2 separate regions of the Homo sapiens genome follow, and region 2 is linked to region 1. The links are chromatin loops, found by intact Hi-C in ENCODE. Cell type or tissue: CD4-positive, alpha-beta T cell. All regions are shown on one strand. Each heading gives the region's core, and the rest is flanking DNA. Links, peaks and the distances in the headings are about the cores only. Region 1 has its middle 51 kb from the start of XCR1. Region 2 overlaps LIMD1 (LIM domain containing 1).

Region 1 (15,669 bases), core at 3,648-11,647:
CATGTCTGTCTAAGGGCAACTCTTGGGCTTCAGAAATGCTGATGTCAGATCCCAACCTCAGAGATTGTGATTTCCTTGGCCTGTGGTGGGGCCTGGCTTTGGACATTTTAATATATCCCCAGGTGACTGGAATGTGCAGACGGGCTTGAGCCATCCTCCAGAGAAGAGTGCAGGTATGAGAAGTTAGCAGCCAGGACTCTTAGCACCTAAGGCATGGGTGCACCAGCAGGTAGAGGCATGGGAGAGCATTACAGTAACTGCTATGTCACAAGACATCACACTGCTCAGACTCTGTTGTGCCCAAGAATCTGCTGGGTCAGGGGAGTGTCCTACTAAAATGCAGAGTCTGATTCAGCATGTCTGGGTTGGGCCCAGAACTGCATTTCTAACAAGCTCCCAGATGCTGCTGTCACACCAAGGACTACACCAAGTAAGGAGGCCCTACACCAAGGTTGACCACTGTAGATCTGTAGCTCAAGAGGGAGGTTTGGACTGAATGTATGGGGTTGGGGGTGCCGGCATTATGCATGATTGTTGAGACATGGAAGTGAGTGGGAGTATTGGGGAACAGTGCACAGGCAGATCAGTGAGCCAGGCCAAGGCCAGACTCCTGACCTTGGGAGTGAAAACTGATGGCAGGCTTGCTGCTGGAAGGAGAGTGAACGTGGCCTATTCTTTCAAGAAATTTGCTGTGAAGGGGAGGGGCAGACAGGATGGAGTGCAAACTCAAAGTGTTTAAAATGGAGAAAAAAATACTTGGACCACAATACAGGCTGCAGAACAATTGTCATGATAAGATCGAAAGCATCAGAGGAATTCAAGAGGCTGGTTAGGAATAAAGACTGAAGCCAGCTTTGATGCTCCCTGGCTGCATGACTTTGGCCAAGTTACTTGCCTCCTTGTGCCTCAGTTCCCTAATCTGTATAGATGTAGATCACATTAGTACCTGCCTCTTGTGTTCGCGGTGTGATGAGTTGTGTTTGCGGTGATGGAACCTTTTTTTTTTTTTTTTAATAATATATGTCAAATGCTTAGAGCAGACATAGGCTGCTCCATGTATTAGCTATCATGATTACAGGAACTCCTTAAGAGGGGCAAGGTTTTCTGCAAGTGCTGTCCACCTAAAATGAAGAAGCTGAGCACAAAATGTAATTTTAAAGACTTTACTTGAGCCAATGTGAGGCCAGCTGCCCAGGACACCCTTCCAAGTTGCCTTGGGGAGTACTCCATCCAGCTTTTGTTGCATTCAGGCTTTAAAAAAAAAATCCAACTTTTATTTTAGATTCGGGAGGTACCATATGCACATTTGTTACATGGGTATATTGCAAGATGCTGAGGTTTGGGGTATGACTGATGCCATCGCCCAGGTAGTGAGCATAGTACCCAATAAGATAGTTGTTCAATTCTTACCCCACTCCTTTCTTCCACCCTCTAGTAGCCCCCAGTGTCTACGGTTTCCGTCTTTATGTCTTTGTGTGCCCAGTGTTTAGCTCTTGCTTATAAGCGTGTACATTCAGTATTTGGTTTTCTTTTCCTGCATTAATTCGCCTAGGATAATGGCCTCCAGCTACATCTGTACAAGTGGATTTTTAAAGACAAAAAGAAAGCAAGGAGTGAGCTGATAAAAAGTTGGCAGGAATTCTCATTGGTTTATAGAAATTACATTGATTAGGGATTGGCTTTACATTGTTGAGCTGGAGGATATGAGTTATGGCGTCCAGTGCATGGCATTTTATAGCTACTTGGCATCAGTTAGTCTAGAGTCCACATAGCAAGTGGCTTCAAGAGGTAATTACTTAGCTCAAGGGAGGCATGAGATGTGATAGCTTTTCATTCCAATGCTTTTCTGGGACTGATAATTTAAAAGGGCTCACATTCCTATGATTAAAAGTTTCCTTTTGCTCTCATTTCCTTCCTTTTGATCACAAATTTTTCTCCTCAAAAGCACTGATGATACAAATCTGAGTGCCAGCTTGTCCCTTGTCACCAGGAAGGCTCATTCCTGGGTAGCCCTGTCCCACATGGGGGAGTGGAGACATCTCAGTGAGGAATTTTAAGAGCACCAAAAAGCTGAATCAGGATGACAATACAGAATGGCAAAAGTGAGTCCACAAAGTATTGACTTACATAGCTGCTGTTGTTTGCTCCATCATCGCCAGTCTCTGGAATACCATGATTTTCATTTTCTCAGAAGAAATAAAACAATGAAAGATATCTAGCATTAATTGGAATAATAGAAATATATAATGCACATAGGATTAGAACCAAAAAGAGAATTTTTATGCCAGAATGAAAAAGGAATCTAGTCTGTTAAGAGTCAACTAAAAACCTCCTGAAGAAAATTAAATCTCAGTTTTTCTTTAGAGACCTGTAGTCAAGCAGCTTCTTCCCTGATTTTTCCTAGGTGAGTTTCTACTTCATGGGAAATACTTATGTATATACAACAAGAGGTATTTGCCACCACATATCCACCTCCTTGCTCAGCTAATATAGAATCTAAAGCAATGTGATTGTCTAGCACAACCTTAGTCAGTAAATCTGTAGCTTTTTGTTGAGCTGTGATGGAGACAGCAGTTTCATCAGCAATGTTTCCTAGGGTTTTAGAAGGATTTTAGATCATGTGTTCATGGGAAGTTACATCCAACAAAGGCAAAAGTATTCTCAAAGAAAAAAAAATGCATGGAGCTATCTTCTTGATGGCCAGCCAGATAATTAGCACATTTTCTCTAAATAGAATCTCCATCTAAGGTAGATCTGCAGTCATGCCTAGAGAAAAGTTTGAGGGAACTAGTCCAGTGCTGAGTTTCTTCAGAGCTGTATATAGAGAGAAGGGTAACGAAATATCCTAAGACATATTGCCCTTCAACATTCCATGCTCTTAGACACTTACAGGACCATGGCTGGTGATTTTCTCCACAGACTATAATAAATCCTGGTGGAGCACAGATAAGTACACTATAATTTAAGAACATCAGTTTTGAGGCATTACTGGATCAATGGGTCAGAAATGTTAAAGCAAGAAGACAGGATCCTGATAGCTGGAGGGGCTGTTTTCTTTGGATTTTCTAACAACATCATGGATTTTAGTACTGTCATTAGTGAGTAACGCAGCAGTGATTTTTGACAAAAGAATTCTGATGAGTTACATTGAAACATAGGACAAACAGGTTAGGATGAGTCAGGCAGACCTGATTAACAGGTTTGCTTTTATGTGGCCCTGAGTTGTGTTACAAGTGCTATCATGAACACTGGTGAAATTTAGGGCAGAATGTACCAGTGGGTCATTGTGGTCAAAAGTAGTTTTTGGTTTAGGGTAGCAAACCCAGCATCTCTTCAGATTTCCAGCAGTGGCAATGGTGTGTGGGATTCTGATCAGAGAATTATCCCTCCATGCTACAGTCAAATTTATCAGGGACGGCAAAAACAGAAACCTAGGCCAGGTGCAGTGGCTAATGCCTGTAATCCCAGCACTTTGAGAGGCCGAGGTGGGAGAATTACTTAAGGCCAGGAGTTTGAGACCAGTGTGGTCAACATAGCAAGACCCTTCTCTACAATTTTTTTTTTAATTAGCTGGGTGTGGTGGTGCACTTCTGTTGCCCCAGCTACTCGGGAAGCTGAGTCGGGAGGATTGCTTGAGCCCAGGAGTTGGAGGCCGCAGTGAGTTATGATCATGTTACTACATTCCAGCATGGGCAACAGAGCAAAACCCCATCTCTAAAAAAAGGAAAAAAAAAAAAAAAAAAAAAAGGAGCCTGATTATAGGCATTTGTTTACATATATCCTAAGAGAATATATGTGTGTGTGTGTGTGTGTGTATGCATGTATATATGCACATATAAATATATATATGATGATTTTACCAAAACAATTTTATCCAAGAGAGGATACTCACAGTATGGAGGCCTAACGCCATAAGTATTCCAGTCAATAGAAAAAGGAGAGCAAATATTTCAGGTGTGGTAGGCATTAGAATCATGAAGAACAAGTTATACAGGCTTGGTCTGGTATCTTGGGTGAAAACAGGTGACCACAAATGTCAGCTACTTTCCATTCTGGTCAGGAAGACTGCAAGTCAATTCCACTAAGATCTCCCATGATGAAAGACGTCCCCTCAGGTAGGGTTGTCTTTTTAAAATGAGAAATATGAATCTATGCATCAATGCCTTTAAGTTTAGTGGCACAGGGATTGGCCAATAGTACCTGATATGGTCCCTTCCCACTGGGTGAGAAGGAATCTTTTATTCGACATCCTTTCCAGTAATCAAAATCTCCACATATTCTCACTTGTAAGTGGGAGCTAAACATTGGGTACACACGAACATAAAGACGGAAACAAGAGACACAGGGAACTATGAGAAGGGAAAGGAAGGCAGGGAGGCAAGTGCTGAAAAACTAACTATTGGGTACTATGCTCACTACCTGAATGACGGGTTCAACCACACCCCAACCTCGGCATCACACAATATGCCCTTATAACAAAGCTGCATGTGTATCCCCAAATCTAGAATAAGATTTTTAAAAAAAAAAAAGAAAAAAAGAAAAGGAATAGTTGCAAATCACTCTAGTGGGAAATTCACAAAGGGCAAAAATGCTTGCAATGCCAAAACTACTTCACTGGTCTGTCAAATATTAGACATCAGAGACCTTTAAAAAGAAAAAAGAAATCTCCAGTTACAGGCCATGATTTTTGATGATTTCATCTCCCCAGAGCTCTCTGCAGAAGGAACTCTTGATTAATTTTGAGTTCTTAATAAGAAGTATTCTGAGACTGTGGCAGTAATGGAGGATATCACCTTTAAGAAATGCAAGTTCATAAGTTCCTTCATCTAGTCACGTGGGCCTTCCTGTTATTATTTTGAAGAGAGAGAGCTGGTGTTTTCCAAATGGTGTGGATCACAGGCTGAGCAGAACTAATGAGACAGCCTTTGGCCAGGAGAGGTTAAAAACTTCAATTAGTTTGGCCATTGAGTTTTTATTATACCATTGGTGTGTTTCACCAGTCCAGAGGATTGGGGGTTAAAAGCACAATTGGAATATAGGCCAAATGTTGCAAATGGATTGAATTACTTGACCAGTAAAATGTGTTTCTTGGCCGTTCTGGAGCTCAGATGAAACTCCCCATGAAGGAATTATCTTTTCTAATAACAATTTTCTTACTACTTGGACCATGGCTCATTGGCACGGGCAGGTTTCATCCCAATGAGAAAACACATAAATTAGCACCAGAACATATCTATAACCCTGAGACAGGGGCAGCTGGATAAAGTCCAATTGCCATATATCAAAGGGTCCTAAAGGTAAAGGAAAATGTCCCTGTAACCTATGAAGGAGTTTTCCAGGATTATGTTTGGGACAAACCATCAGCAAGAATAAACAAGAGGGGATGGTTTCCAATAATATTGCTTTCCCCAAGCTGTCGTTTCATCTGGATTCCAATGAGTCAGCTCATAAACACATCATTTAAAGGGTAATTGAAGCCCTAAGGGAAAGATTGGTCTATCATTAAGTCCACATCATAAGCCTGTTTCTGGGGAAAACTTGGTTCCTTTATCTTTCCTGAGGTCGATTTCCTTCTTGAGAGCTCCTGTTTGTGCTGCTTCTAATAAAGTTCTTGTTTGTTTGTTTGGCAGGGGGGCTGGGGTTTTTTGTTGTTTTTGTTTTTGAGACAGGGTCTCGCTTTGTCACTCAGGCTGGAGTGCAGTGGCACAATCTCAGCTCACTGCAACCTCCGCCTCCCTAGTTCAAAAGATTCTCATGCCTCAGCCTCCCAAGTAGCTGGGATTACAGATGTGAGCCACCATGCTTGGCCAAAGTTTTAAATGGGTAATAAGTCTGTAAGGACATTTCAAGGTATCTATTGTCTGATGTAACCTTCAGGACTGCATTCTTAGCGGCATTGTCAGTGAAATGATTGCCTTTGCTCTCTGGAGTATCTAATTTGGCATGACCAGGAATTTTTATATTTTTATGAGATTTCAGTTGGGGACTGCTTCCAAGAGGTTGGAGACTTGTTGGCTTTTTTTTTCTTTTTTTTTTTTTGAGACAAGGACTTGTTCTGTTGCCCAGGCCAGAGTACAGTGGCACGATTATAGGTGATCTTGGAGGCTAGCATCAGGCATTCCATTCCAGAATATTGTTAAAAGGTTTTTTTTTTAACTGTTCAAAATAATTAAGCACAAATTCATCTGGCCTTTGAGTATATTGTTGAATTATCTTCCACTCTACATTTGAGGAAAGACCCAGGAAATGGCATCACAGAGAGACTTGGCTAAAGTGTGGATCTTCTCATGGTCAGCTTCTGTTTGTTTTTCCAAATCCTCTGAGGGATTTTTCCAGATTGCCTTTTTTGCCATTCAGTGGCCCTGCCTTCTCATACCAGCATGTGAACTAATTGATAAAGGTCAGAATATCTGGGCTTATAAGTCTGGACAATTAAAGCAGATTGTTCTGCAAACCCTATGGGATCTTGGAGCAGGTCAGGGAAGTCTTTTATAATATTCTTCAGTTCAGTTTTTGTCCAAGGGGTATACATAATAGTGGTCTCACCTCTTGCTGTGGTTTTACCTGAAAAGGGGCTGCCAAAATGGGGTTTCAGGGAGGGGGTTCAAGTTCTAGGGAATTTCCTAAGGTGGTAGTGGGAGGGAAGGAAGGGCAGGACAGGGGACTTGAGATAAGAGAGGATATAAAGGTGCAGGGGTAGGATGAGGAGAAACAGCTGGAAGTGGAAGGGAGGAGGGCTTCAAAGTCTTTTTAAATTCAGAAATAGATTTAGGATCTTTTTGTTTACCTCTTGGATTGAGGCAATTTTCTCAGAATTTATCTTAAAAAAACTCTAGGTGCCATTGGAAGTAATTATCCTATTTCATGTTCTAAAACCAGCTTTTTTCTCTATTGTGCACACAAATGAATCATTTTGGGCATTTCAAAAGACCCACATTTTGGCCATTGTTGATGATCATCCTGGGCTATATGGGTCCGTTTTCCTAGATATTTACAAGAGGATGTCTCATAAGTGTTGTACATAAAACCAGATGGTGTTTCTAACAATGGTTGTCCCTTAAAAGAGCGCTCAGATTTTCAAGCTTGATTTCCCGTAACTTAGGAACTTCTTAAAAATGACCAAGGCCCAGGATGTGTTTGGGTGGAAGTGTGGTGCTTACGAGCACTGCTCCTCTAGGTGTCACCCAAAAGTCATGAGTTGCTCTCTTACGTTGTCTCAGAATGCCTCTAACCACCAGGTGGCACCAGAGTGCTAAAGGTATGAGCGATCAGTCCCGTATTTTATGCCCATGCAGATGATCGAGTCCCTAAAAAACGTTCTTGTGGTGAGGAATACCCTACGAGCGTCCTTTATATCCTAGACAACAGCCTTGACACCTCTGCAAAGTCTGCAGAGACTCTGCAAACTCTGCAAAGTCTCCAGTCACCTAGAGCACTCCAATTGGTCAAAGTGAGCAACTGCCCTTTCTCCATAGCAAGAGAACTCACTCTCATGCACTTTTCAGTTTAGAACTAATAGGAATTGGTCACAGATGAAACATCCAAGTCTGAATTTCAAACAATAGGAAGCAGCTGCAATTTTAAAAGCGTGCTATGTAAAGCAAAACCACCAATGTCAAATTGCCAATGCCTGGACCCAGACCTCCCTTCCCCAAGGCAGAGGTGAAAAAACGCTGTTCCCCCTACCCTTTTTCTTTTCTGGAACCCAAATCTCCTGCCCATTAGGCACAGATGGAAAACTCCCATTCTAGTAAGGGAGGATCGGAAAACATAGCTCAGGCAAAATCTAGACCTTCAACCAAAAAATGGGAAAGGCCCAGATCTCAGCAGGACTCATACCTTACATTCAACAATTTCTCTCAAAGTCAGAATACAAGAGGTTCCCAGAGCTGGCCAGGCGCTGAGTCTGGGAGGTAAGTCAGATAGTAGAGCCAAGGGGGTTATTCTGAATCCTTCTCATGGCACCAAAAATGCTGACCCCAAAGGAAGAAGATGAGGCACAAAATATATTCATAATTTTGAAGACTTTACTTGAGCCAACATGAGGCCAGCTGCTCAGGACACACTTCCAAGTTGCTTTGGGGAGTGCCGCATCCAGCCTTTGTTGCGAGCAGGCTTTTTAAAAAATAATTTCAACTTTTATTTTAGATTCAGGGGGTTACATGTGCATGTTTGTTACATGGCTATATTGCATGATGCTGAAGTTTGGGGTACAAATGATGCCATCAGCCAGGTAGCGACCATGGTACCCAATAGGTGGTTTTTCAGTCTTTGCCCCTTTCCTTCTCTCCCCACTCTAATAGTCCCCAATGTGTGTTGTTCCCAGCTTTATGTCCCTGTGTGCCTAATGTTTAGCTCTCACTTATAAGTGAGAACGTGCGGTATTTGGTATTCTGTTCCTGTGTTAATTCACTTAGAATAATTGTCTCCAGCTGCATCCATTCAGGCAGGTTTTTAAAGACAAAAAGTGAGCAAGGAGTGGACTGATACAAAGCTATTTGACAGGAATTCTCATTGGTTTGCAGAAATAACATTGATTAGTGATTGGCTTTATGTTGTTGAGCTACAGCAGTGGTCCCCAAAATTTTGGCACCAGGGACGAGTTTCATGGAAGACAATTTTTCCACAGACCTAGGAGGAGTAGGGGAGATGGTTTGGGGATGAAGCAAGTGCATTACATTTATTGTGCACTTTATTTCTATTATTGTTACATTGTAATATATAATGAAATACATGACTCACCATAATGTAGAATCAGTAAGAGCCCTGAGCTTGTTTTCCTGCAACTAGATGGTCCCATCTGGAGGTGATGGGAGACAGTGGCAGATCATTAGGAATTAGATTTTCGTAAGGAGCATGCAACCTAGGTCCCTCGCATGCACAGTTCACAATAGGGTTTGCACTTCTATGAGAATCTAATACTGCTGCTGATCTGACAGGAGGAGGACCTCCGGTGGTAATACTAGAAATGGGTAGCAGCAGATAAAGTTTTGCTCACTTGCCTGCCCACTGCTTACCTCCTGCTGTGCAGCCTAGTTCCTAACTGGTCTGCGTCCCAGAGGTTGAGGACCCCTGAGCTAGAGGATATGAGTTGTGGCATCCATGATTATGGTATATGGCATTTTATAGCTACGTGGCATCAGTTAGTCCAGAGCCCACAGCAAGTGGCTTCAAGAGGTAACTACTTAGCTCAAGCAGGGACTGAGATGTGACAGCTTTTTACTCCAAAGCCTTTCTGGGCTGGATATATTAAAGGGGTTTGTATTCCTCACATAAAAAGTTTCTTTTCTCTCTCAGTGCTCACACAGGGGTCAGCTTTACCCCAGTGAGATGAAATTCAAGTGCAATCCTTGACTTCTCCTATGGCAAGTCCAAGTATTCTTTCCTCAGAAGTGACAATATTACTTCAATAGAGGGCAGTGGCCCACAGCAAATTTCTCTAGCATCTGGAAAGTGAAACTATCAAGAAGGCCAACCTGATAAGGTCAGTTTGGGACCATTGAGGTATAGCCCCTTGTTTTCTATGCCCCAGCATAGAAACTTTCCTCCTTCCCAGGGAAATATGTGAACTAAACAGGAGCCACAATTCTGTCTTTTAACTTTGCTGCTGCTGATTTCAATGATATCCTATTTTTTTTTTTTTTTTCAAAATAATGGCTACCATTTGTTAAGCTTCTACAAAATGGCAATCATTGACCAACATCACATCTAAAGCACTCAACTCTGCAAGATGAGTGTCTTTCTCATTTTACAGCTGAGGAAGCTGAGGCACAAAATATATTAATAATTTTGAAGACTTTACTTGAGCCAATGTGGGGCCAGCTCAGACAAAATATTCAGCCAAGAAGTAGGAACGGCCCAGATTTCAGCAGGACTCATACCTTACATTCAACAATTTCTCTCAAAGCCAGAAGAATACAAGGGGTTCCCAGAGCTGGCCAAGTGCTGAGTGTGGGTGGTATGTCAGATGGTAGAGACAAGGGTATCTTTCAAATTTGCCTAAATTGTAGGACCACATGGAGTAATTGTTTTGCATACAAAATCCAAGTCTCCCCTGGGCAGTGGTTCTTAATCTTAGCTGCTCATGGAATCACTTGGGGCAGGGTTGGAAGGTGACTGTTAAAAAATCTTGGTGGCCCAGGCCAGCACTATCTATCCTGTTGGCTCTTTTTCCTGGAGAACCCTGACTAACACATATGGTGCGTGCTTGGTTTTTAAGAGGCTGCTATACTCTTTTCAGAGTGGCTATGCCATGTTACATTCCCCAAACTAGATAGCAAAGTATGAGATATCTAGATTTTTCCACATCCTTGTCAGAATTTGGTATTGCCACTATTTTTACTGTTTTAACTATTATGATACATATGTGATAATATCTTATCATGGTCTTAATTTGCCTTTCCCTTGTAGCTAGTGACATTGAATATATTTTCATGTGCTCATTTGCCATTTGAAAAATCCTCTTCCATGAAATGTCTCTTCAAGTCATTTCCTATTTTTTAACTGAATTGGTTGTTTTTTGTTTGTTTGTTTTGTTTTCTTTTTAAATGTTGAATTTTGAGGATTCTATATATATTTTAGACATGAGCTATTTGTCTGATATGTGGTTGGAAAATATTTTCTCCCATTCTGGAGATGGTCTTAACAGGGCCTTTTGCAGGGCAAATGTTTTTCATTTTAATAGTTTATCTATTCTTTCTTTTATGTATTATATTTTTGGTGTTATGTCCAAGAACTCTTCACCAAGATTTAGGTCTCAAAGATTTTCTCTTATGTTTTCTTCTTAAAGTTTTATAGTTTATCCATTACATTTATATCAATGATCCAATTTGAGTTAATTTGTGTATAAGGTCAAAGGTTTAGATTGAGGTTTCTTGGTTTTGATTTTTGTTGTTTTTTTTTTTTTTTTTTTTTTGGTCTATGAGCATCTAGTTGCTCTAGCACTATTTGTTGAAAAGACTATCCTTCCCTCATTGACTTGCTTTGGCACCACTGTCAAAAACCAGTGGGCCATACTTGTGTGGGGCTACTTCTGGGTTTTTTTAACTCTCTTCCATTAATCTTTGTGTCTGTCCCTCTGCCAATATCACATATTACTATAGCTATGAAATAAGTCTTAAAATTGGGTAGAGTGATTCTTCCCATTTCATTCCTTTTCAAAGTGCTAATTATTCTTTAAATATTTGAAATAGTTTCCAGTTAAACTCTCTGGGCCTGGAAATTTTTTTCTTGGGAGATTTTAATTATGAATTCAATGTCCTTAGTAGTTACAGGGCTATTCAAATTATCTGTTTCATAGATGAGTTATAGTAGTCTGTGCTTTTTGAAGAGTGGGTTTATCTCATCTAAGTTGACAAGTTTTATGTGTGTAGAGTTGTTCACAGTACAGTTGATTCTTGAACAACATGGGTTTAAACTGGGAAGGTCCACTTAAATCCAAAATTTCGTCTACCTTTGCCACCCCTGAAACAGTAAGACCAACCCCTCCTCTTCCTCTTCCTCCTTTAGCCTACTCAGTGTGAAGACAATGAGGATGAAAGCCTTTATGATGACCTACTTCCACATAATGAATAGTAAATATATTTTTCTTCCTTATGATTTTTTTTAAAATATAAATTTAAGTGGTACAATTGCATTGTTACATGGATATATTACATAATGATGACGTCTTGGCTTCTAGTGTATCTATCACCCAAATAATGTACATTGTACCCATTAAATAATTTCTCATCCTTCACCCCCCACCACTACCTCCCGTTCTTCTGAGTCTCCAGTGTGTATTACTCCACATTCTATGTCCATGTGTATACATTATTTAGCTCCCACTTATGAAGGAGAACGTGCAGTATTTGACTTTCTGTTTCTGAGTTGTTTTACTTAAGATAATGACCTCTATCACTTGAGCCTTGGGGGTTGAGGCTGCAATGAGTCATGATTGTGCCATTGCACTCTAGCCTGGGCAACAGAAAAGAGACCCTGTCTCAAAAAAAAAAAAAAAAAAAAAAAAAAGATGGCCTTCAGTTCCATTCGTGTTGCTGCTTTATGGCTGAATAATAATTCCATTGCATATATATTGTAAATTGTGCTGTGATAAACATGCATGTGCAAGTTATCTCTGATATAACTATTTTCTTTTCCTTTGGGTAGATACCCAGTAGTGGGGTTGCTGGATTCAATGGTAGTTCTACTTTTAGTTCTTTGAGAAATCTCCATATTATTTTCCAAAGAGGTTGTACTAATTTACATTCCCACCAACAATGTATAAGAGTTCCCTTTTCTTCACATCTTCACCAGTATCTGTTGGGTTTTTTTTTTTTAATTGCCATTCTGATTGGTGTAAGATGGTATCATGTTCTGGTTTTCATCTGCATTTCTCTGATGATTTGTAATAATGAGCATTTTTTCATATGCTTTTTGGTCATTTGTATATCTTCTTTTAAAATGTCTATTCATGTCCTTTGCCCACTTTTTAATGGGGTTATTTGTATTTTGTTGTTGTTGAGTTGTTTGAATTCCTTGTAAATTCTGGATATTAGTCCCCTGTCAGATGCATAAGTCGCAAATATTTTCTCCCATTCTGCAGGCTCTCTGTCCACTCTGTTGTTTATTTCTGTTGTTTTTGTTTTTTGTTTTTTGTTTAAGAATCTCACTCTGTCTCTCAGGATGAAGTACAGTGGCATGATCTCAGCTCACTGCAACCTCCGGCTCTCAGGCTTCAAGCAATTCTCATGCCTCAGCCTCCCAAGTAGCTGGGATTACAGGTGTGTGCCACCATGCCCAGCTAATATTTTAGTAGAGATGGGATTTTGCCATGTTGGCCAAGCTGGTCTGGAACTCCAGGCCTCAAGTGATCTGCCCGCCTCAGCCTCCCAAAGTGTTGGGATTATAGATGTGAACCACTGCACCCAGCATCTGTTATTTATTTCTTTTGGTGTGCAGAAGAGTTTAACTAAGTCCCACTTGTCTATTTTTGTCTTTGTCATATGTACTTTTGAGATATTAGTCATTAATTCTTTGCCTATACCAATGTCTCGTTTTTCCTAGGTTTTCTTCTAGTATTTTTATAGTTTTGAGTCTTATATTTAAGTCTTGAATCTATCTTGAGTTGATTTTTTTATGTGGTGAGAGATATGGTTCCAATTTCATTCTTCTGCATATCGCAATTCAATTTTTCCAGCACCATTTATTGAACAGGGTATCTTTTCCCCAGTGTGTGTTTTTGTCAGCTCTGTCAAAGATCAATTGTCTCTAAATATGTGGTTTTATTTCTGGGTTCTCTATTCTGTCATACTGATCTATATGTCTACCTTTATACTAGTACCATGCTGTTTTGGTTACTATAGCCTTGTAGTATAATTTGAACTCAGATAATGTGATGCCTCCAGCTTTGTTCATTTTGCTTAGGAATACTTTAGCTATTCAGGCTCTTTTTTGGTTGCATACAAATTTTAGAATTTGTTTCTAATTCCAATAAATTATCAACATCATTTTTCTAATGATAGGAATTGCATTGAATCTGTAGATTTCTGTGGGCAGTATGGTCATTTTGACAATATTAATTCTTCTGATCCATGAACATGAGATATTTGTCCTTTTATTTGGGTCATCTATAATTTCTTTCATCAGTGTTTTGCTGCTTTTCTTGTAGAGCTCTTTCACCTCCTTGGTTAAATTTATTTCCAGGATTTTTTGTTTTGTTTTTATTTGTTTTATTTTCACTGAGACAAGGTCCCTCTCAGCCACCCAAGCTGGAGTACATTGGTACGATGTCTGCCTCCCAGACTCAAGCAATCTTCCCACCTCAGCCTCCCAAGTAACTGGGACTCTAGGTGTGCACCACCATGCCCAGCTAATTTTTTGTATTTTTTGTAGAAACAGGATTTCACCATGTTGCCCAGGCTGGTCTCGAACTGCTGGGCTCAAGCGATCTGCCCACCTCAGCCTCCCAAGATGCTGGGATTACAGGCATGAGCCACCATACCCAGCCTAAGGTGGTTTGTTGTTGTTGTTGTTTTAATTTTAGTTATTGTAAATGGGATTGCTGTCTTGATTTGGTTCTCAGCTTGATCATTATTGGTTTATAGAAATGCTACTGATTTTTGTCTGTTGATTTTGTATCCTGAAACTTTACTGAATTCATTTATTAAATCTAAAGGATTTAGTATTTTCTAGATATAAGATCATAACCTCAGCAAGCAGAAATAATTTTACTACCTCTTTTCCAATGTGGATTTTTAAAATTTGTTTCTCTTGCCTCATTCCTCTGGCTAGGACTTCCAGTATTATGTTAAATAGGAGTGGTAAATGTGGACATTCTTGACTTGTTCCAGTTCTTGGAGGGAATGCTTTCAACTTTCCACCGTTCAGTATGAGGTTGGCTATGGGTTTGTCATATATGGGGCTTTATTATTTTATGGTATGTTCCTTCTGTGCCTAGTTTGTTGAGTGTTTTTATCATGAGGTGATGCTGAATTTTATCAGATGGTTTTTCTATATCTATTGAGATGATCATATGGCTTATGTCCTTAGTTCTGTTTATGTGGTGAATCACATGTATTGATTTGCATATGTTGAATCATCCTTGTATCCTTGGAATAAAACCCAGTTGATCATCCTGTATTATCTTTTGGATATGCTCTTGGATTCTATTTGCTAGTATTTTGTTGAGGATTTTTGTATCTATGTTCACGGGGAATGTTGCTCTGTAGTTTTCTTTTCTTCTTGTATCCTTGTCTTTAGTATCAGGGTGATACTGGCTTTGTGGAATGAGTCAGGGTGAATTCCCTCCTCAATTTTTTAGAACAGTATCAGGAAGATTGGTACAGTTCTTCTCTTTACATTTGGCAGACTTCATCTGTGAATCCATCTGGTGCTGGCCTTTTTTTGAAACTTAAAAAAAAGCCACCTGGGCCTGGGATTTTTTGGAATAAAAAATCTGGCAATTTTTTTTATTATCGATGCATTCTCATTACTTGTTATTTGTATGTTCAGAATTTCTATTTCTTCCTTGTTTAATATCAGTAGGCTGTATATTTCCAGGAATTTATCCATTTCCTCTAGGTTTCTAGTTTATGACTATATAGTTGTTCATAATAGTCTCTAATGATCTTTTGTATTTCTGTGGTATCAGTTGCAATGTCTCATTTTCATTTCTGAGTATGTTTATTTGGATCTCCTCTCTTCTTTTGTACAAGAAATGCTCAAAGGAGTACTAAAGATGGAAACAAAAGGTTGGTATTCACCATCATAAAACCACATGAGAATATAAAAACTCACAGGTTTCATAAAACAATTACACAAAGGAGGAAGAGGAAGGAATCAAATGGCAACATGACAGAATACCACCAAACCACAAAGACAACAGACAAAGGAAGAAAAAGCCAAGAATTGATAAAACAACTAGATAACAATTAACAATATGACAGGAACAAAATGTCACATATCAATATTAACCTTGAATGTAAGTGGATTAAATGTTCCACTTACAAGATAAAGACTGACATAATGGATTAAAAAAACAAGATCAAACTGCATGCTGCTTACGAGGAACTCAACTTTTTGGTAGACACATATATACTGAAAGTAAAGGGGTGGAAAAAGATATTCCACACAAACAGAAACCAAAAGGAAGCAGGAGTAGCTATAGTTGTATCAGATAAAACACACCTT
Region 2 (15,669 bases), core at 3,681-11,680, 420 kb after region 1:
GTACCACTCACTCTAACAATGACTGTGTCTGGGCACCCACAGCATGCCAGGCTCTATGTAAGGGACTGTATATAGAGATGCTTTAATCCCATCTCAGTGGTTCTCAAAGAGCAGTTCCCTGGCATCACTTGAAAGCTTGTAAAAAATGCAAATCCTTGGGCTCCACTCCAGACCTACTGATTTGGAAACTCAGGGGGTGGGTTCTGGCAATCTGTGTTTTCACAAGCCTTTCAGGGGATTCTGAAACCATCACTCTAATGCTTACAACAATTCTGCAAGGTCTACATTATTACCCAGAATCCTCAAATAGAAGCAGAGGGCAGCTCAGAGAGGTTAAGTGAACTTTTCAAGGTCACACAGCCAACAAAGGGTAAGGACAGAAATCAAATTCAACTCCGGTTCTGGTTAAAAAGCTAATGCCTTTTATAGTTAGCTTCAAAGAAACTTAATAAATATCTACTTTACCTTACCTTATCTTACCTAAACACATACACACACACAGTCTTGAAAGACATGAGGTGCTCTCTTCAAAAAACATACTAGATGCTACACGCTAGACTAGAAGTTTGGGTATTACAAACACAACTTAACTGGGGGAAACCTTATGAAAGGAAGCTGGGAAAAACAAAAAAGGGAAACTTTCTGCAACTCTACACCATGTGGTGGAGGTTTCTGTTGTCTGGCACCTACGCCCCATTCTGGGGGTAATAGCTCTCTATTTTCATTTGAGATCCAGCCCCCAGCTCCACACCACGTGGCTCCCATCACCATGTGGGCTGGCTCCATGCCAGGGCCCAGGCAGGGCATTGACAGATCTGGCCCATCAGAGCCTTGCATTCCTCCAGCACTGTTACTTTTTCCAGGCGTGGGCATGTGGCCCAGTAAGAGCCAATGAGACTCCATCAGACGTCTGTGGAGGATTCCGAAGGAGGGACTGGCACTCTTGCCCATCGGATGTGAAACTGAGAGAATGTAAACTCTGGGGTCCTCCCAACATCTGGCCATCACATAGGACCTGAGACTGAAGCTAACACTGAGATACACGGCCAAAAACTGTGGAGAAAATGACTCCTGAGGCACTGCTGGAATAATTTCCTTTTTACTTAAGCCCGTTTGGGTTTGCTAGTCTGTTTCTGGCCAACAGGAATCATAATGAATCAACTTTTCAGTGAAAACCAAATAGAGCTTTTCTCAAGGGAAGGCAGGGAGAAGCTGGCCCTGAGCCCATCTCTGCATCTCACATTCCTCATCCCTGAGATGACAGAGTCATTTCAACCACCAACTACCAAGCACCCAGTCTGCATGGCATCTTGTTAGAATCTGCAGGTGTGAAGGTGAAGACGCATGTTCTTTCTATCCTGGAAGCTTTCAGTCAATGGAGGAGAGACTTGTAAGCAGACATACTGCTCAGGGCTAACAGCCCACAGCCCTGCCAGGGCAGGCCCTGGGCATGGTGGCAGCACAGAAGAGCTCCTCCATTGTGGGTGCAGGAGGGACAGGAAGGCTGTTGGGGGGATCTGGGAAAATAAAGGGGCAAGACATTGCAAGCAGGGGAAATGGCCCAAGCAAAGGCACGAAGGCATGAGGTTGCATAGGTGTGGGCAGCTGGGGATTCCAGACCTCGGAGAGCTTCTGAGTGTGCTTTGTACCCTGCACATGCTGGGACCAAGCAGGCCAGGTTTATGCCCTATAAGGCCTCTTGATGCGGGTGTGCGGAGGCCGTTAAGCTAGCCTGGCTGAGCCATGCCGGAGGTATGAACGGAGGCAGAATTGTGGAAGACATGGCAGCACAGAGTTCAACGCCTGGCTGCGTTCAAGGAGGTGGGGTTGAGGACAAACCTAGGAGGCAATTCTCACAGATCAGGACCCAAGGCAAGGTAAGATTTTTCTGCTTCACAGAAATATGGTGAGGGGCTGGTACGTGAGGGGTTGGGACACAGCCCAGGGGCCAGTGGGATGCCAGCAGCTGGCCTCAGAGGTGCGGCAGGGCTAGAGCTCAGGTCTGGGAGCCACTGGCACATGGATGGACTTCCAGTCCATGGGAGAAGCTAGATCCCCAGAGAGAGTGGGATGAGAAGAAGAGAGCCCAGGTCCCAGTCCAGTGGTCTAAGAGGAGGAGTCCAGGGTGGTGGAAGAGGCAGAACTGCAGAAAGCAGCAAGAGGATAGCCAAGTGACCCCACAGTTCCTTCAAAGTACAAAGCTGTGTGGTTTGCCATTGGCCTCAGGAACATGGCCACCCCCAAGTATCTACAGAAGGAAAGGCAGGGCCCCTCTCTCCAGCAGTGCAGCTTCCCTACACGCTGGCCCAGGTCCCCCCAGGCCCCTGCCCTCTGACTCTGGCCAGGACATGCAAGGGGAGGCTTCGGTGACACACTCACCAGGAAGTCTTCTTCACAAAACACTTTGCCGTTGACAAAATAAAAGGCTTTTCCTCTCAGCTTCCGGCCTAAGGAAAAAATCACAAACACAGGGTAAAAAAAGAAAAATTTTAATATGCAGTGGAAAAAGTGAAAAGTGAAAAGCAAAATCTTTAGGCAGAAATAAACACGTAAAAACCGCCAACTGTCAATGACACTTTCCAGTTCCTAAAAGATGCCGTGGCCCTCGGCGAGAGGCAGGCAGGCTGAGGCCGGGAGGAAGGGTGCCCTGGCAGGTGCTATTTGGCAAAAAGACTCAAGGGCTGACTTGGAAGTCATCCTACGCTCACCTTCCAGCACCTCCTATCTGCTTGGAAAGATGCCAGCAAAGCATTTGGTGGCAGGACAGCAGAGGCAACACAAGGGGGCATCCAAGCAACAGTCTCTTGTGAAGATGCAGTTTCCCACAGGCATTTATGACAGTCACCTTGGACATATGCTCCAGGACCATTGTGACCGCCTATCAGGAGAGTCCTATACATTGGTTAACTATTATTTTCCTATCTTTTTCTCACCTAAACTGTAGAAAACACACATTGTTGGAAGGATATTTTTGTTTCTCTTGACCTAAAACGAGTAGGCGGGAGTGGGAAAAGTTCAAAGCACCCTGATTCCTTGGATGGAACTCTTGCTTCCATAAGGCTAACACAGGTAAACATCCTTTATCAGTCCCTCTCATCTCTTATGGAAAACACAATGGGGCTGTGAGCTCAAGGTCAGCAGAGGGTGTCCCGGGATCCCCTACTTGGCAGTATTCACAGATCTGAGGGCATTTCCAGTGCTAGGCTCAACACATACTCAACAGGCAATGTGGGGGTTTCAGAAACTGAATGAACTCTCTGCAAAAAGTTAAACCAAGCCCTTTGGGGCCAGCCCACAAAATGAAAGTAAAATCATCATTGTCACAAACAGTGCCCGAGATACAGAGAAACCCGCCAGACGAACACTGGCTGCCCTCGCCTGGTGACGCCCACAGGAGGCAAAGCAGCGCAAGGCAGATAGCGACAAGACTGTCAAAGAACATTCCTCAGACCTCAGAGAGGACCCTGAAAGCATCAACGCAGCGGAAAAGGCATAAAAAAGGAAGTAACTTTAACTACAAATCCATCTTCTTTGCTGTGGTGGTCGTTGCTACCAGATCTAGTGTTGTCTGAATGTTTCCCCCAGCCCTCCTGTAGGTTCCTGTAGGACTTTTTAATACTCTGAGTATATGCTACATTCCTTGAAGATATAGCTAAGTCAGCTTCATACTTGGAGGGGAAGCTTTGGCAATACTCTAACAGAGTGCAGTACATGTTGAGTTAAAGAAAAAAGGAAGAGTAAGCCATGGATCAGAAGATGGCCAAAGCACATATAAAATGCTATTAGTATCTGGCCGGGCACAGTTGTTCACGTCTGTAGTCCCAGCATTTTGGGAGGCTGACACGGGAGGATCACTTGAGGTCAGGAGTTTGGGACCAGCCTGGCCAACATGGTGAAACTTTGTCTCTACAAAAGGTACAAAAATTGGCCGGGCACAGTGGCTCAAGCCTGTAGTGCCAGCACTTTGGGAGGCTGAGGCAGGTGGATCACCTGAGGTCAGGAGTTCGAGATCAGCCTGGCCAATATGGTGAAACCCCATCTCTACTAAAAATACAAAAAAGAGCTGGGCATGGTGGCATGCACCTGTAACCCCAGCTACTTGGGAGACTGAGGCAGGAGAATCGCCTGCACCTAGGAGGCGGAGGTTGCAGTGAGCCGAGATCATGCCACTGCACTCCAGCCTGGGTGACAGAGGGAGACTCTGTCTCAAAAAAAAAAAAAAAAAAAATTAGCCAGGCATGGTGCCACGCACTACTTGGGAGTCTGAGGCAGAAGAATCACTTGAACCCAGGAGGTGGAGATTGCAGTGAGTCAAGACTGGGCAACAGAGCAAGACTCTGTCTCAAAAATAAATAAATAAAATAAATTAAAATAGTATTAGTACCTAAGACACAAAGAACACCAATTAATAAGAAAAAGATAAATAATCCAATGGGGAAATGAGCAAAGGGCAGGAAGAGAAAGTGCATAGAATAGAAAACCTGTTATACCTTAGGAATAACCAGGATTATTAATCATAACCCCAATATCTATAATAAAAAGATGTTCTATCCTATCAACAATCAGGATAATGCAAACTAAAACCACAATGAGATTCTATCTCACTTTCATAGATTGGCAAAAATTACTAAATCTAATAGCATGTCTTGGAAGGTGTGGGACAAGAGGAGCCCTTTCACACTGGTGGGAGTATCATCAACTGGGATGACTACTTGGGAACAATTTGTCAAGGGCCAATAGATCTGAAAATACACATAATCCACAACACACTTCTAAGGTTGCCCCTTGAGAAGATTACCCAAACATGCATGAGGACAGACATGTATGGATGTTCACGGCAACGTTGTTATGGAAAAACTAGAAGCGTCTTCAGTGTTCACTAGATATGAGAATTGATAAATAGACGAAGAAACTGGAGCTGTATTTACTGGATGTAATACCAGACAGCAGTCAAAATGAAAGGGCTAGATCTATGCATATCATTATTAATTGAACTGAACACCAGTGCAAATAAGGCAAAATGCCTGAAGATATACCAATGATCGTATATGTGTAAGTTTGAGAGTGCGCACACACACATACACAAACTAGTACTGTTTTGTTTTTTTTTTTTGAGACGGAGTCTCGCTGTGTCGCCCAGGCTGGAGTGCAGTGGCACGATCTTGGTTCACTGCAGCCTCTGCCTCCCAGGTTCAAGTGATTCTCCTGCCTCAGCCTCCCAAGCAACTGGGATTACAGGCACTCACCACCATACCCGGCTAATTTTTGTATTTTTAGTAGAGATGGTGGCCAGGCTGGTCTCGAACTCCTGACCTCAGGTGATCCACCCACCTCGGCCTCCCAAAGTGCTGGGATTACAGGTGTGAGCCACCATGCCCGGCCACAAACTAGTACTGTAAACTAGTACTGTATGTTTTTTATTGACAATAGTATATATGGTAACAGTAGGAAAATTTCAATTCATAATGGCAGCTGCCCTAGGGAAGGAAGGGAGAGGATGGGAAAAGGAATCAAGATGATTCCAATTTTTATATAATATTTTATTTCCTTTATAAAAATACAGAATCAAAGCTACAATGTAAAAATGTCTGTGCATTCTGGGTGATAGGTAAATAAGGATTATTTCCTATAGTACTTTCCAGTAGGTTTTAAAATACACACACAATTTTTATATATTTAATTTCCTTTATAAAAAATATCAAACCAAAACTATAATGTAAAAATGTCTGTGCATTCTGGGTGACAGGTAAATAAGGATTATTTCCCATAGTACCTTCCAGTAGGTTTTACACGCGCACACACACACACACACACACACACTTAGGTGAAACACCGTAAACGAAAAGGCAATAACAAACTAGAGCAAACATCTATACTGTATGACAGAAAAGGATGTAACTCTAATATGAAAATAACTCAAGTAACAGTCCTATATAAAAAATGGGTAAAGAATAGGCAGACAAACCACAAAATAAGTATGAATGATCAATAACTATAAAATAAAATCTTTAGCTTTCCTCATGATTTAAAAAATATTGCTGCCAGGCACAGTGGCTCACACCTGTAATTCCAACACTTTGGGAGGCCAAGGTGGGAGGATCACTTGAACCCAGGAGCTCAAGACCAGCCTAGGCAACACAGCAAGATCCCATCTCTACAAATAATAAAAAAGTTAGCTAGGTGTAGTGGGGCACGCCTGTAGTCCCAGCTACTTAGGAGGCTGAGCTAGGAGGATCACTTGTGCCTAGAGGTTGAGACTGCAGTGAGCTGAGATCACGTCTGTGCACGCCAGCCTGGGCAATAGAGTGAGACTCTGTCTCTCCAAAAACAAACAACAACAAAAAACCCTATGCTTTACCTATCAGACTAGCAAAGCTTAAAAAGAATGATAACCCCAGTGTTAGTAATGACACAGACAAACAGATACTTGTTCACACTCTGCAAGGGATAGCAGAAGCTAAAACAAGCTCTTAGGAGAGAAATTTGTATTAAATGTCAGTAGAATTTACAAAGTTCAGATATTTTCTCCCCAAAAATTCTATTTCAGGAATTTATCCTAGTTCCAGAAATCGTCATCTCAGATTTATAATAGCTTGCTAAAAATGAGCATCAAATGTCCAATTCCTATTAAATGATAACCCATATACATGTTGGAATATTATGCAGCCATAAAAAGATTGTGTTTTCAAAAAAATATTTATTGACAGGGAAAAATACTTAAAATATTTTAAAGGAAGTATATAAGTATGTGGGTTACAGTTATGAACACACTCACATATATGATGACAAAATTATGTGTACACTCATACACATAAGATGTACACCAAATTTTAAGTCATTATCTTTGAGTGTAAGAAATAGGTGATTTTCAATTACCATTTTTTCCTGCAATAATTATGCATTATTTTTATAACCTGAAACAAAGTTTAATGGAGTAGGGGAATGTGGGTGGGGGTGCATGGAAGGGATAATAGGACTTACATAGAAGGCCACAACTCTTTAGGTCTCCAAAGCTGCTCTCTTGTCCTCCCCTCAAAGTTACTGTTGCCCTCTCTTCTAGAAGGTCCCCATCCTTGAACGTTCGCAGTATTTTCTGACTCTGCTAAACTAAGGTACCAAGAATGTCTACCTACAGCTGGGTGATCTCAGGGATCATCATCAGAACCCCCTTGACAGCCATGGAAATTAATTTCAGTTACTTAAACTTTCTCTCTATAAAGGGACTCCAGAGAACTCGAAGTTTTAGAAAAGAAAATGAGAACTAACTAGAGTATCTTTCCCATACTTTTCCCACGTCGGACACCTACCTGGGTGACAGCTGATCTGCTGCCCTCTGTCCCTCCCCAGGAACAAGGTGACGAGGAACACAAACAGCCCACCTGGCCGGGCGCGGTGGCTCACGCCTGTGATCCCAGCACTCTGGGAGGCTGAGGCTGTTGGACCACTTGAGATCACGAGTTCGAGACCAGCCTGGCCAACATGGCGAAACCTCATCTCCACTAAAAATACAAAAATTAGCTTGGCATGGTGGCACGCGCCTATAATCCTAGCTACTTGGGAGGCCGCGGTAGGAGAATCGCTTGAACCTGGGAGGCGGAGGCTGCAGGAAGCTAAGATCGCGCCATTGCACTCTAGCCTTTATGACAGAGAGAGACTCCGTCTCGGGAAAAAAAAAAAAAAAAAAAAAAAAAGACAGCCCACCTAAGAGAAGCTTGCTCAACCAGTAAGCAAAACTATTCACACACTGTCTGATCACAAAGTCCAAATCTTTACTTGTGGAGCTCCCCACTTTCGCCTCTTCCTTCTCGGAATTCCCGCAGGGTAAACTCATTCCTCAAGAGAGGAAAGAAGGTGGGGCTGCAGTTGCGGATGGGGCCCCTAGAGGGAGCTAGGAGGCCACCAGGAAACGGCGCAGGACTTCCAGAGCTTAGGCTTCTGATCCAATGTATGGAGAACACAGCAAACAGCACTTTGGTTCCAGGAATGGGGTTAGCAAGTTCTAAGGAATCTGAGCTGGAAATCAACGTTTTGTGTAATAGGGCGAAGATCACCTCTATTCCAAAAATCACAGAGGAAGATCATTGAACATGCAGAAGCACTGAACCCTCTAGTGTTAAGAAACAAATTAAACGAAAGCTTTTTCATCCAGGAGATCAACAAAGATTTTTTAAGTGTTTGTGATTGTTGTCACTGTATATTTTCATAAGCTACTGCTGAGAGTGTAAGATGATAAACTCTCCCTGGAAGGGAAACTTTAAAATGTTTATCTCTGACTCAGTGAGGTTATCTGAGACTTAGCTTTGGGAAAGAATTTTAAAAAGTGAATAAATATTTACTTAGATCCAAACTGGCAGCCTTAGAGGAATGGTTATATAAACCAGAGTACATATAAATGATGAAATGTTACATAGCTATTTAAAATGTCATTTAAATAGTGTTTTAGTCATATTGGAAAATGCTTATATATAGCATATATATATGTTTGGGGATAGCATATATATATGTTTGGGGTTTTTTTGAGATGGAGCCTGACTCTGTCACCCAGGCTGGAGTGCAGTGGTGCAATCTGCAGCCTCAGCCTCCCAGGCTCAAGGAATCCTCCCACCTCGGCCTCCTGAGTAGATAGGGCTACAGGTGTGCACCACCACAACTGCCTAATTTTTGTATTTTTTTGTAGAGACAGTGTTTCGCCATGTTGTCTAAGGCTAGTCAACAACTCCTGGGCTCAAGTGATCAGCCCATCTCAGGATTACAGGTGTGAACTACTGCACCCAGACTGAAAATATATTAACAAGTGAAAAAAGCAAACTTGACAAGTGTATTTATAGTACAATTCCATTTCAGTAATTTGCAGATACCACTGATATGCAAAAGGGAAAAAAACAAACAGTGGGTAACACTGGTAGAAGTATAACAGTGAAACATCACTTTCTACTTTATATACTTTAATATTTTAAATTTTCTTTCTAGTATTAGGTACAGTGACAGATGGTATTAGAGAGAAATTTCACTTTACTTCACATATTTCTATATTAAATTTTTCTAGAAATATGTATAATATGAAAAAATACTTTTAATCTTAAAAGAAAACCCTTATGTTATAATGTGAAAAGTAAAAAGCAAGATTTAAAAATTGTGCATCTCAACTATATAAAGAAATTCAAAGAAAAAAAGACTGGAAAGGAAATCTGCCCATGAGTGGCAACGCCTCTGAGTGGACATATTTAGAATCTGCATGGTGAGGCCAGGCACGGTGGCTCATGCCTGTAATCCTAGCACTTTGAGAGGCCAAGGCGGGCAGATCGCCTGAAGTCGGGAGTTCAAGACCAGTCTGACCAACATGGAAAAGCCCCCTCTCTACTAAAAATACAAAATTAGCCAGGCATGGTGGTGCATGCCTGTAGTCCCAGCTACTCAGGAGGCTGAGGCAGGAGAATCACTTGAACCCAAGGAGTGGAGATTGTGGTGAGCTGAGATCACACCATTGCACTCCAGCCTGCAATGAGCAACATGAGCAAAACTCAGTCTCAAAAAAAAAAAAAAAAAAAAAAAAAAAAAAAAGAATCTGCATGGTGGAGGGGATGGTTTATTTCCTAGTTGGTTGCTTCTATATACTTTCCTACACTTTCCCAAAGATTTACCAATGAGCAGGTATTGCTCTGATCATTTAAAAAATTGCCCAGCTGGCTAGATAAGTCCTCTTGCTGCCAGTTCCCACAGCTGAGAATTCCCATGTCCGGACACAGGAGGCCAGTACAGGGGGTTGGGGGACTACGTCTGATTTTCCTTTATTCCAAATTTTAAAAAACTGAGACTCCCCCACTGACCTAAGAGGGTGGGGCTTAGTTTGCTCTGAAGAACTCACACTTCATTTTTCACTTCGGTTTTGAAAGACCACCTGAGGTTAGAAACTGGATAGTGTATCAAAATATATTTGTTTGTATTCTGAGTGGGAGAAAAGCCTAACATCTACTGATTGTCTTCTGTGGTCTAAGTACTATGTTTAGGGCTTTCACATATATTTTTAAATGCTTGAAAACTTTGCCACACAGGTTACTGCATCACTCCACCTTCTGACCCTGTACTGTCACATGCCTTTTACGGAAGAAACTCACAAAGTCATTTCCTACTCAAAGCCATCACCTACTCCAGGTTTCAGTGAGCGTAGAAAGGGTTCAGTAAAGAGTCGGGCAGAAATAAAACACATCACATGTCAATGTCATGGAGCAGTACAAGGATACAGGAATTGATTATTTTTGGGAATCACTTGAAATCACACCCAAGGATTACTCCTAACTTTCTGGAGTAAAAATATGATACTTATGAATTACACATTATCGTTTTCATTTCATAAGTAAGGAAATTGAGGCTTACCCAGGTAGTAAGTGGGCAGGATGGGAACCCAGATTTGTCTGACTGTGAAGACTGTGCTTGTTCCACTGCACCATGAGGCCATGCAGCAGTATTTAATGCTTGTTGGATGCACACCTATATGCAGAATCCAGTTTCTCTCTTCTGCCAGGAAATGGGACAGGCCTTTCTTTCTTTTTCCTTTTTTTTTTTTTTTTTTTTGAGACAGCGTCTTGCTCTGTTGCCCAGGCTGGAGTGCAGTGGTACAATCATAGCTCACTGCAGCCTCGAACTCCTGGTCTCAGCAATCCTCCCGCCTTGGCCTCCCAAAGCGTTGAGATTACAGGTGTGAGTTACCATATCTGGCCGGAAAAGGGAATTTTCATTCAAACACTTTCTAGGTACTGGGCCTTTTACTTGCCTCATGTCTCACTTAAGTGTCATGAACAGCTCCGTAAAAACTCCTTGTGATGACAGGCATTTAGATGTAACTTGATAGGTAACCTTCCACTTGGAGACAGGCTAAAGTTTGTATCTTTGGAGAAAGGGGGTTGCTGAGAGGAGGCTGAGGCCAGGTAGGAAACAGCAAGCAACCTGGTGCTGAGAAGCAGGGAGGCAGAAAAGGTATTCTCCAGGCTGAATCACCCCAGATTTGGCCAATGAAACAGACGCCAACTAACCTGAAAATTCCTGGAATCACTGCCACTGTCCTGAAAGTTCCAATCAAGAGCAGGATCCAGAATCCTCCTTATTGACATTTAAGCTAGAGCACCCAACCGCCACTAGGTGGTGCCAAACCACAGCCAGGACAAGGACAGGTTGAAGCAGCACAATTTACCCCAAGCCAGCCAGCCCTGGAGGCCTGCTTGAGTCATTTCATTAATCTTGCAATAATGTGCCCTGACGTTTGGGCAGTTGAAACTCACTTGTCGGCTGGGCGTGGTGGCTCACGCCTGTAATCTCAGCACTTTGGGAGGCCAAGGTGGGCGGATCATGAGGTCAGGAGACCAAGACCATCCTGGCCAACATGGTGAAACCCCGTCCCTACTAAAAATACAAAAACCAGCTGGGTGTGGTGGTGCGTGCCTGTAATCCCAGCTACTCAGGAAGCTGAGGCAGGAGAATCGCTTGAACCCGGGAGGCCGAGGTTGCAGTGAGCCGAGATTGCACCACTGCACTCCAGCCTGGCGACAGAGTGAGACTCCGTCTCAAAAAAAAAAAGAAAGAAAAAGAAAAAGGAAACTCACTTACTATATTACGGTTGAGTTACTGATGCTTTTTTTTTTTTTTCTGATGGAGAAACAAAAGCTAAAGAGGTTAAATTCACCTATGTAGCTAAAAGTTAAATAGAAAAGTTGAGATTCGAACCCAGGTCTCTCTTGTGCAAAGTCAACACTCTTTCCACCACACTATACTGTCTCTCTTGTTTTCTGTTCCAAAAGGAATATCTCTCAGACTAAGGGGAATGTCTTAGTCATTTTAGGCTGTTAGAACAAAATACCATAAAGTGAGTAGCTTAAACAATAGACATTTATTTCTCACAGCTCTGGAGGTTGGAAGTCCAACATCAGGGTGCTAGTAGGGTCAGGTTCTTGGTGAGGATCCAGTTCCTGATTTACAGATGGCTGTCTTCCTGCTGTTTTCTCACATGGTGGAAAGGGAACTAACTACATCTCTGAGCTCTTCTTATAAGGACACTAATCCCATTCAGGAAGTATCCACTCTCATAACTTAATCACCTCCCAAAGACTCCACCTCCAAATACCATCATGTTGGGATTAGAGATTCAACATAAGGATTTGTGAGGGGGCGGTATAAACGTTCAGTCCTTCCAGGGAAGTAGATGGATTTCCTGGCATTCCCAATTAAACTTCCTTCTGCTCCCTTGAAGAGGCAAATTTCACTGTCCTCACTGACTTGTTATGGCGGCTCATACGTAGAGACGTAACACTAGGGAGCTGCTGCGGCTTTGGCAGAGCTAATAAGGACAGAGGACAAAATGGAATAGCCGAGGGATAAACACCAAAAACTTAGGTGGTTCTCAAACCTTAGCATGCTTCAGAACCACCAGGTGAGTTTGTTGAAACACAGACTGCTGACTTAGTAAGTGTGGGAAGGGGCCCGAGACTCTGCATTTCTAGTTAAGTTCCCTAGTGATGCTGATGGTGCTAGTCCAGGGACCACACTTTGAGAACCACCAAGTCAGACTATGCCTCAGGCTTGTCTCTGAACTGGCACTTCCATTTGATGCTGTTCATCTTGGTCAAAAATGCTAAGACCTAAACCATCCCTGAATAATCAGCATCAAACATAAACTGGGGGTGGGAGTGTCAGTGTTACATCTTTATAATTCTAGTTTCAGAATCGTCCTGCTTCCAGTAAAGGAATTCCCTCCACTAGGAAATAGCTGATGATCGTCACACTAAATATATACTCAATAGACCATTTTTACAGTTTAGAAGACAGTAGTCAAAATGCTCTTTATTTTCTTTATTTACATCAGCCGTTTATAAAATATTGACTGATAGGCCGAGTGTGGTGTCTCATGCCTATAATCCCAGCACTTTGGGAGGCTGAGGTAGGCAGATCACTTGAGGTCAGGAGTTCGACACCAGCTTGGCCAACAGGGTGAAACCCCATCTCTACTAAAAATACAAAAATTAGCCAGGCCTGGTGGCGTGAGCCTGTAATCCCAGCTACTCAGGAGGCTGAGGCAGGAGAATCACTTGAACCCGGGTGGCAGAGGTTGCAGTGAGCTGAGATTGCACCATTGTACTCCAGCCTGGGTGACAGAGTGAGACTATGTCTTAAAAAAAAAAAAAAAAATTGACTGATAAATGTGCAGACTCACAGAGAATCCACTCCAAAAAGACACTTCCTGTAGATGTAGTGAATGAATTTTTTCTTTTTTCTTTTTTTTTTTTTTTTTTTTTTGAGACAGGGTCTTACTCTGTCACCCAGGCTGGAGTGCAGTGGTGCAATCTCCTCCTGGGCTAGAGCAATCCTCCCACCTCAGCCTTGAGTAGCTGGGAACACACGTGGATGCCACCATGACTGGCTAATTTTTTGTGTGTATTTTTAGTAGAGACGGGGTTTCACCATGTTGCCCAGGCTGGTCTCAAACTCCGGGGTTCAAGCTATTCACCTGCCTCAGCCTCCCACAGTGCTGGGATTACAGGTGTGAGCCACCTGCAGGCCGTGAATGAGTATTTTATATTTGCCTTCAAGCCATCCTCAGTTTAAAAGAGAAAAATGCATCTGATAAAGCCGGTGTAGTTTAACAAAGGAAACAAGAGTTAAGGACATCACAAAGAGAGGTCAGCCATTTAATCTGACAAAACTAAAACGTGCAATAATACTCACCACTCTTCCTTCCCTATAAAATAGAAATAAGCTATAACCTATTCTGGAAACATAACTGGTCCTTGGCGGTAAGACTCCACCACAAATTTCAGTTCCAAAATATCTCCCTGAGAAGTAAAAATGCAAGGGTTTCCCAACAATGAGAAGAGTTTCCGAGAAAAGAAAGTAAAAATCAGTAGTCACTTGGATTGTTTTGATTGTACTGTCCCAGTTAGTGACTTCTACCTGTACTGTCCATGGTGGCTACTAGCCACATGTGGTTATTTATGTAAGTTTAAATCAATTAAGATAACATCAAAAATTTAGCGCCAGGGCTTGAACAAGTATATCTTGAGTACTTGATGGCCACTTGTGACTAGGGAAGCTTTAGAATATCTGCATCATCGCACAAAATTCTAACCAATCTACTTCTTCAAATAGCTTTTCTAGAATAGGTTCTTTTTTTTTTTTCTTTTTCTTTTTTTTTTTTTTTTTTTGAGACAGTCTTGCTCCGTCACTCAGGCTGGAGTGCAGTGGTGCAATCTTGGCTCACAGCAACCTCCGCCTTCTGGATTCAAGCCATCCTCCTGGCTCAGCCTCCTGAGTAGCTGGGACTACAGGCATGCACCATCACTCCCAGGTAATTTTTGTATTTTTAGTAGAGATGGGGTTTCACCATGTTGGCCAGGTTGGTCTTGAATTCCTGACCTCAGGTGATCTGGCTACCTCAGCCTCCCAAAGTGCTAGGATTAGAGGCATAGGCCACAACACCCAGCCCCAGAATAGGTTAACTCTTAAAAGATATTGCTAAAAACAAATCAATTTGGTTTGGCTCAAGTGAAGGAGAGATCCAGCCTCGATTTTGCAGGCTTGCCAAGCCTCAGTAAGCCAAGGAGCACAGCAGAAAGGGGCAAAGTGGAAAAGCACTCAGGCTTGGGGTCCAACCTTGCCTTTGCCCCTTCCCTGAAATGAGACCCTGGCTGTCACCCAAACCCTTCAGGTTCCCTGGTAAGGATAAAAGTGGGATCACAGTAGGGAACGCAGCCCAGTGCACCTCATACCAGGCATCTGGTGTGACTGTTGCCAGCATCCCTACCTGACCTTCCGTTTCCTCAAATGACACCCACCAGAGCTAAGAATCATAACCACCACCCTCTCTCCCTCCTCATCCAAATCCCCTACATCACTCCTTCCTTCTCAGTTTATCTGTGGCAAAGGGCTAGGTATGGGAGGCTTTTGTTTTTAATTTCCATCTGTCAGACTTATTATCTTGTAAAATACAATAATATAGAAAAATGAAACATAAAATCCAAGCCCCAACTGTAGTTATTATCCAATTCAACTGACACAAAGCCACTCTGTCAAACTCTTAGGAAGGTCTCTAAACGTTCTCATCTCTTTCTCGGCCTTTGCTGGTGCTGGCCAAGGACCATGTTCTGAGCACTGCTGCCTCACGCTCCAATTCTCTTCTCACGTGCCACTCCAAAGTCTTTGTCTTATAGTTAGTTTTCCATTTCCCCTATTCCAGGCTATTATCGTCTGGATCAGAGATGAGAATACTGCACACAGAGACAACCCAGAGATGTGCAGAGGGTCTCCGTTAAGTGTTCAGCAGAGCATGGATCAGCTCTTGCCTGTGAGGAAACTAACCAAAGTCAGAGGACAAACATCTGCAGGATTCGCAAGAACAGTGCCTGGCACCCACAAAAGCTGGAAACAGTGCCTATTCCCACCAGCCCTGAGAATGAGGAATAATAGAGCCCTAGACTGAGCTCTGCTTTGAATTCATCTAATAAATCATAAAAGCAAGACTAGAAAGAATCACTGTTCCTAAATAATTTAACAGCATCCCAGAACAATGCTCAGAAGATTGAAAGAATACAAAATATCCAAGACTCAAAAAGGTAAAGTTTACAATGTCTGGCAGCCAATCAAATATTCCCAGGCATGCAAAGAGGCAGGAAAGCACAACCCACA

The links. Hi-C counts contacts between places; a loop is a spot of excess contacts. Peaks named below come from ENCODE experiments on the same cell type or tissue, not always from the same donor. Only the 100,000 strongest peaks of a DNase experiment are listed, where the experiment ranks them.
Region 2: a loop joins it to region 1, with 3 times the contacts of the local background. A loop is called at or near these places in 5 of 110 quality-filtered maps.

What each region holds. Positions count from the first base shown.
Region 1 is chr3:46,070,555-46,086,223 of GRCh38, reverse strand. It overlaps a transcript of XCR1 not described here. Among named protein-coding and RNA genes, the nearest start is that of XCR1, 51 kb to the right of the region's middle. In CD4-positive, alpha-beta T cell, for the core only: CTCF peaks have their summits at 6,988, 7,187 (motif pointing right), 9,241 and 9,442; DNase peaks (open chromatin) are centred at 7,223 and 9,425.
Region 2 is chr3:45,652,428-45,668,096 of GRCh38, reverse strand. It overlaps LIMD1 (LIM domain containing 1), which reads right to left. Exons shown (of 8, transcript NM_014240.3): 3 at 2,380-2,447. Among named protein-coding and RNA genes, the nearest start is that of LIMD1-AS1, 29 kb to the left of the region's middle. In CD4-positive, alpha-beta T cell, for the core only: CTCF peaks have their summits at 7,653, 7,855 (motif pointing right), 10,940 and 11,144 (motif pointing right); DNase peaks (open chromatin) are centred at 7,876 and 11,156; H3K27ac peaks cover 160 bases.